Linked DNA regions of Homo sapiens: region 2 is linked to region 1. A link is a contact called in ENCODE Hi-C or POLR2A ChIA-PET data. All regions are on one chromosome and are shown on one strand. Each heading gives the region's core, a stretch centred on a gene start or an enhancer-like site at or near the end of the contact. The rest is flanking DNA. Distances are from core to core; before and after follow the strand shown. Region 1 overlaps LINC03006 (long intergenic non-protein coding RNA 3006). Region 2 overlaps VKORC1L1 (vitamin K epoxide reductase complex subunit 1L1).

Evidence for each region. A loop is a pair of places that touch in the nucleus more often than their neighbours do. ChIA-PET counts read pairs that join two places held with the same protein, here RNA polymerase II (POLR2A). Pooled maps may share reads with other maps.
Region 2: a map of head of caudate nucleus shows a loop between it and region 1 (3-fold over the local background). The contact joins two enhancer-like sites. A Hi-C loop is called at or near these places in 3 of 168 maps with a recorded cell type or tissue (aorta, head of caudate nucleus and ovary) and 3 of 50 pooled maps. POLR2A ChIA-PET finds 5 or more read pairs at or near these places in 4 of 52 experiments (H1, MCF 10A, OCI-LY7 and 1 more).

Annotation. Positions count from the first base shown.
Region 1 is chr7:65,744,434-65,747,924 of GRCh38, reverse strand. The region is part of intron 2 of LINC03006 (long intergenic non-protein coding RNA 3006); the gene reads left to right. Among named protein-coding and RNA genes, the nearest start is that of SNORA22, 9.3 kb to the left of the region's middle. Within about 2 kb of position 2,109, at least 8 of the 41 ENCODE cell types and tissues checked have a DNase peak (open chromatin) inside an H3K27ac peak, as active enhancers do.
Region 2 is chr7:65,958,809-65,962,299 of GRCh38, reverse strand. VKORC1L1 (vitamin K epoxide reductase complex subunit 1L1) reads right to left here. Exons shown (of 3, transcript NM_173517.6): 3 at 2,742-3,491. It overlaps GUSB (glucuronidase beta), which reads left to right. Exons shown (of 12, transcript NM_000181.4): 12 at 1,237-1,616. The coding sequence ends at 1,403. Among named protein-coding and RNA genes, the nearest start is that of GUSB, 22 kb to the left of the region's middle. Within about 2 kb of position 1,744, at least 3 of the 41 ENCODE cell types and tissues checked have a DNase peak (open chromatin) inside an H3K27ac peak, as active enhancers do.

The DNA.
Region 1 (3,491 bases), core at 860-3,359:
TCGCAGCACTGCACTCCTAGCCTGGGCGACAGAGTGAGACCCTGTCTCAAAATTAAAAATAAAAAGAATTTGTAAAAAACAGTAAGAAGAATTGCCATACTCTACACACAGATCCCCCAAATGTAAACATCATATTTAACCCCAGAATAAGAAATTAACATTGACGCATGATCCAATCTATAGATGGCTTTCAAATTTTGCTAATTATATCATGATCTATCTCTGGCCCAGGAGTCTATTTATCCAGAATTACGCTTCGCATTTAGTTGTCATGTCCTTCAGTCTGAAACAGTTCTGCAGTTTTTCAGTCTTTAATGATCTTGGCATTGCTTTTAGTACTGGCCAGTTATTTTACAGAATGTCCCTTACTTTAGGGTTATTTGATATTTCCTTATTTTTTTTTTTTTTTTTTTTTTTTTGTTGAGACAGAGTCTTGCTCCGTCGCGCAACCTGGAGTGCAGTGGCACGATCTCGGCTCACTGCAAGCTCCACCTCCTCGGTTCATGCCATTCTCCTGCCTCAGCCTCCTGAGTAGCTGGGACTACAGGCGCCCGCCACCACGCCCAGCTAATTTTTTTGTATTTTTTTTAGTAGAGACAGGGTTTCACCATGTTAGCCAGGATGGTCTGGATCTCCTGACCTCGTGATCTGCCCGCCTTGGCCTCCCAAAGTGCTGGGATTACAGGCTTGAGCCACCGTGCCTGGCCTCCTTATGATTTTTTAAAAAATTTTTTTGAGACAGAGTCTCGCCCTTTTGCCCAGGCTGGAGTGCAGTTGTGCGATCTCCGCTCACTGCAGCCTCCACCTCCCGGGTTCACGTGATTCTCCTGCCTCAGCCTCCAGAGTACCTGGGATTACAGGCACCTGCCACCATTCCTGGCTAATTTTTGTATTTTTAGTAGAGATGGGGTTTCACTATGTTGGCCAGACTGGTCTGGAACTACTGACCTCAGGTGATCCGCCTGCCTTGGCCTCCCAAAGTGCTGGGATTACAGGCATGAGCCGCTGCGCCTGGCCTCATGTTTCCTTATGTTTAAATGCAGGTTACGGCCGGTCACGGTGGCTCACGCCTGTAATCCCAGGACTTTGGGAAGGCCAAGGCAGGCGGATCACATGATCAAGAGATCGAGACCATCCTGGCAAACATGGTGAAACCCCATCTCTACTAAAAATAGAAAAAATTAGCTGGGCCTGATGGCACGTGCCTGTAATCCCAGCTACTCAGGAGGCTGAGGCAGAAGAATCACTTGAACCCAAGAGGTGGAGGTTGCAGTGAGCAAAGATCGCACCACTGCACTCCAGCCTGGGCAACAGACTGAGATTCTGTCTCAAAAAAAAAAAAAAATGCAGGTTATTCATATTTGGCAAGAACGCCAGAGAAATTATGTGTCATTTCAAGGCATCGTAGGAAGAGTCACATGATGTCAGCAGTTTTTCCCATTCCTGGTGATGTTAACTTTGTTCACTTGGTTAATGTTTGCTAGATTGCTCTACTATAAAGTTGTTATTTTTTCTTTGTATTTAATAAGCATCTTGTGGGAAAATATGTGACTGTTCTGTTTTTCATCATAACAGTGCCTACTAATTTAAGCATCCATCGATGATTTTTTTTTTTTTTTTTGAGGCAGCGTCTCACTCTGTTGCCCAGGCTGGAGTGCAGTAGTGCAATCACACAGCTTACTGCAGCCTCAACCTCCTGGGCTCAGCCTCCTATCTCAGCCTCCTGAGTAGCTGAGACTACAGGCTTGCATCACTATGCCTGGCTAATTTAAAACGTGTGTGTGTGTGTGTGTGTGTGTGTGTGTGTGTGTGTGTGTGTGTGTGTAGAGATGTCATGCTTTGTTGCCTGGGTGAGTTTCAAACTCCTGGGCTCAAGCAGTCCTCCTGCCTCAGCCTCCCAAATTGCTGGGGTTACAGGCTTGAGCCACTGTACCCAGCCCATCAATAATTTTTGCCTGAAACAATTTTTATTGCGATCTTTGTGTTGAGAGTCCTCCATGGATCTGTTGTGTGCTTACATGTCTTGCTGGGTGTGCCAAGAATGCAAGGCCCAAGAATGCTCTTTATTTGGGCCTTTTCTCAGGGTTGTTTACACAGCTGGTAATCTTCAGAGACAAGTTAATGTTTCCTCTTGGACAAAGAGCAGGCTTGCCCACTGCTTGGTATAAAAACAATAGATTTCAGCCAGGCGTAGTGGCTCATGTCTATAATCCCAGCACTTTGATTTTTTTTTTTTTTTTGAGATGGAATTTCGCTCTTATTGCCCAGGCTGGAGTGCAATGGTGCGATCTTGGCACACTGCAACCTCCGCCTCCTGGGTTCAAGTGATTCTCCTGCCTCAGCCTCCTGAGTAGTTGGGATTACAGGCATGCAGCACCACACCCGGCTAATTTTGTATTTTTTAGTAGAGACGGGGTTTCTCCATATTGGTCAGGCTGGTCTCAATCTCCCGACCTCAGGTGATCCGCCCGCCTCAGCCTCTCAAAGTGCTGAGATTACAGGCATGAGCCTTGATTTTTTTTTCTCTTTTCTTTTTTTGAGATGGATTCTCACTCTGTTACCCGGGCTGGAGTGCAGTGGTGCGATCTCGGCTCACTGTAACCTCCGCCTTCTAGGTTCAAGTGATTCTTCTGCATCAGCCTCCAGGCACACGCCACCATGCCTGGCTAATTTTTGTATTTTTGTAGAGACAGGGCTTTGCCATGTTGGCCAGGCTGGTCTCGAACTCTTGACCTCAGGTGATTTACCCTCCTTGACCTCCCAAAGTGCTGGGATTGCAAGTGTGAGCCACCGTGCCCAGCCATCCAGCACTTTGGAAGGCCAAGTCAAGGATCCTTTGAGGCAAGGATTTCAAGACCAGCCTAGGCAACATGGTGAGACCCCATCTCTACAAAAATAAAACAATAAAACACCGAGGTGGGCAGATCACCTGAGGTTGAGAGTTCAAGACCAGCCCGACCAACATGGAGAAACCCCATCTCTACTAAAAAAATACAAAATTAGCTGGGCATGATGGCGCATGCCTGTAATCCCAGCTACTCGGGAGGCTGAGGAAGGAGAATCGCTTGAACCTGGGAGGCAGAGGTTGCGGTGAGCCGAGATTGCGCCATTGCACTCCAGGCTGGGCAACAAGAGCAAAACTCTGTCTCAAAAAAATAATAAAAAATAAAAATAAAAAAATATATAATAAAACAACAACAACAAAAACAATAGATTCCCTGAGCTGAGTGTTCCTCAGCTGTGATCCAAACCCACCATCTTTGAGGCATCCATCTGGGCCACGTTGTGTTACCCCATGGAAGTTGGAGGGAAAGGGGAACTGATGCAAATATCCTGCTGCCTACGCTGCTTGCCATGCTGTAAGCAATAAAGTCCTTTGTCTCTGACCCAGGAGTCTTGTTTGTTTGTTTGTTTCTTTCTTTCTTTCTTTTCTTTCTCTTTCTTTCTTTCTTTCTTTTTCTTTCTTTCCTTTCTTTCTCTCTCTCTCTCTC
Region 2 (3,491 bases), core at 495-2,994, 210 kb before region 1:
TCCTCCACCAGGCTCAGCTCAGGCCTAATGACCACCAGTGGTGGGTGCTGCCAAGCTGGACGTCAGCCCCGGCGGACTTTGAACTCCATGAGTAGGTCCCACGCAGGGACCTGTGGCTGGTCAGGACCCTGGCTCCCACTAGGCGCTATCTCTTCAGAAAGGCCCAAGGCTTTTCAAGGGTAACTGTCCCAGATACCCCTAGCCCTCTGCCTACCCAGTTACCAGACAGCTGGGTACCCAGCATGTAAACCTTAGTTTGCAAATAAAAGATAAACTTTTAGTGCTTTTTTTTTTTTTGGAGATGGAGTCTCACTCTGTCGCCCAGGCTGGAGTGCAGTGGCACAATCTCAGCTCACTGCAACCTCTGCGTCCTGGGTTCAAGCGATTCTCCTGCCCCAGCCTCCTGAGTAGCTGGGACCACAGGCACCCACCACCATGCCTGTATAATTTTTGTATTTTTAGTAGAGATGAGGTTTCACCATATTGTCCAGGCTGGTCTTAATCTCCTGACCTTGTGATCCGCCTGCTTTGTCCTCCCAGAGTGCTGGGATTACAGGCATGAGCCAATGTGCCCAGCCAGTTTTTGTATTTTTAATAGAGGCGGGTTTCCTCATGTTGGCCAGGCTGATCTTGAACTCCTGACCTCAGGTGATCCACCTGCCTCAGCCTCCCAAAGCACTGGGATTACAGGCGTTGGCCACCACACCTGGCCACTGTTTTGGGTTTTTTTCCCCTAACAGACTAGAAAACTAGAAATTAACACACCAGGGAACCTGGGTGTTTGGGCAGAGCAGTGGTATTTAAATATTTCAACCCATAAATTGTCACTTCAGAGCAAGCATCCTGAAACTGTAAGAGGACATTTGGCTGAGCATGGTGGCTTGTGCTTATAATCCCAGCACTTTAGGGAGGCTAAGGAGGGCAGATTGCTTGAGCCCAGTAGTTTGAGACCAGCCTGGACAACATAATGAGACCTTGTCTTTACTAAAAAATAAAAATAAAAGATTACCGGGCATGGTGGTGCTGGAGAGGCTGAGGCAGGAGGATTGCCTGAGCCCAGGAGGTTGAGGCTGCAGTGAGCTATGATTGTGTCACCGCATTCCAGCCTGGGCAACAGGGAGAAAAAAGAAAAAAAAAGACATTTCTATTTAGTGCCTACCTTAGCTCCAGACTGGTTCTAACTTGACCCATCAGAAGACATCTGAATCGCTTTGTGTCTTTTTTTTTTTTTTGTAGCACCGACGAGAGTGCTGGGGAATAAAAAGGGGATCTTCACTCGGCAGAGACAACCAAAAAGTGCAGCGTTCCTTTTGCGAGAGAGATACTGGAAGATTGCCAATGAAACCAGGTATCCCCACTCAGTAGCCAAGTCACAATGTTTGGAAAACAGCCTGTTTACTTGAGCAAGACTGATACCACCTGCGTGTCCCTTCCTCCCCGAGTCAGGGCGACTTCCACAGCAGCAGAACAAGTGCCTCCTGGACTGTTCACGGCAGACCAGAACGTTTCTGGCCTGGGTTTTGTGGTCATCTATTCTAGCAGGGAACACTAAAGGTGGAAATAAAAGATTTTCTATTATGGAAATAAAGAGTTGGCATGAAAGTGGCTACTGAAAAGCATCTGAAATCATTTCTGTGCGTCGTGCTGTTTTCAGAGCTTTAACTGTGTGTGGACTTTTGAGAAACTGCTGCTCCAACACCCCCACCACGTTCAGAGCAGCTGGTTCCCGAGGGCGTCTGCAGGAATAGCCCCATGGTCCTAGGGCCACCGTGTTTGTGTAGCAAACCAGGCCAGCCTCGACAGGGAGTGAGTAGAAGACTTTCACAGCTGCTGTTCGACTCCTCAGATGAGCTAAAGTCCCACATGTACCAACAAATTCATAGAAACGCTGTCATTGTTGCAGCACTTAACAGGGTCTGTGTGCCAGTTTCTACATAGTTAAGCTGGCAGTGTCTGAATTGGAAGGTTAGAGGTAACTGGTTCTCCCAGAACATTGTTTTGACCTCAGCCATAGGGTCTTGACAGAAATGGACAGATGAGTGTAAAAGCCTATTGGCTTTATCATAACGGATGCCACTGAATGTGACAGGACCTCCTTAAACAACTTTGCCTACAAATCAGCATTCCATGCCTTTACACCCCAAAATGACGCTACCTGCCCCCTCCCAGAGCACAGTCTTTCCTTAAGGAATCTGTCCTCCCTCTCTTCCTGGGCTCCAGTAAGGCAAGGATGGTGCATCAATTCTGATTTGAAGTATACGCTTTGGAAAAATACTCCTTTTGGTGTCCAGTCAGTTGAAAGACAATGAACCAATACAGTTTGTTTTGTTTGTTTTGAGACAGTCTTGCTCCGTCGCCCAGGCTGGAGTGCAGTGGCGCAATCTTGGCTCACTGCAACCTCCACCTCTGGGGTTCAAGCAATTCTCCTGCCTCATCCTCCCAAGTAGGTGGAACTACAGGCATCTGCCACCATTCCCAGCTAAATTTTTAAAAATATTTTTAGTAGAGATGGGGTTTCACCATGTTGGCCAGGCTGGTTTCGAACTCTTGACCTCAGGTGATCTGCTCGCCTCAGCCTCCCCAGGTGCTGGGATTATAGGCGTGAGCCACTGTGCCCGGCCTCCAATATGGTTCTTGCTATAGAACTTGATTTTCCCCTCTCTTGTGGTTGAGCCCCGTGTCTCCACACAGACCCTCCTTTTTAGCTTTCCTGTGCAAGCTCCATGAAAGAAAGAATAAAGTTAATTTCATGTGGTTTTATTAGGCATCGTCCATTTTTTAAAAATGAGTGTAGTCAGTTCCAATTAGGAATCTAGAGCTTCTGTATTTTTTTTATCAACTTCTCTTTAGTTTTTCAAAGGAATCAAGTTTTGTGTTCCAGTATGTCAAAGTATAATGAATAAAACTTTTAGTTGACAAACATTAAGAAAAGTTAAATGTAATAGACACATTTAAATGGTTTACAAATTAGGGGCAGTCCATTGTTTTTTTTCTTGAGCTGGAGTCTTCCTCTGTCGCCTAGGCTGCAGTGCAGTGGCGTGATCTCGTCTCACTGCAACCTCCGCCTCCCTGGTTCAAGCAATTCTCCTGCCTCAGCTTCCTGAATAGCTGGGATTACAGGCGCACACCACAATCCTGGCTAATTTTTCTGTATTTTTCAGTAGAGGCAGGTTTCACCATGTTGGCCAGGCTGGTCTTGAACTCCTGACCTCAAGTGATCCACCCGCCTCTACCTCCCAAAGTGCTGGGATTACAGGCATGAGCCATTGCACCCAGTGGGGGCAGTCCCTTTCCACAGGTCTTGAGCTCCAGCACAGAACACACTTGTTCTATTCCGTGAAGTATGGCTCAGCTGTATTTCCAACGGATTCATCTTTCTTGCCGATGCTACCTTTTTAGAGGATTATACAGGGAGTATTCAAGGTAAGCTAAAGTAAAACTATGGAAAAACAGCTCATTAATACATTCTGAGTGTTCACAGAACTGTAGGC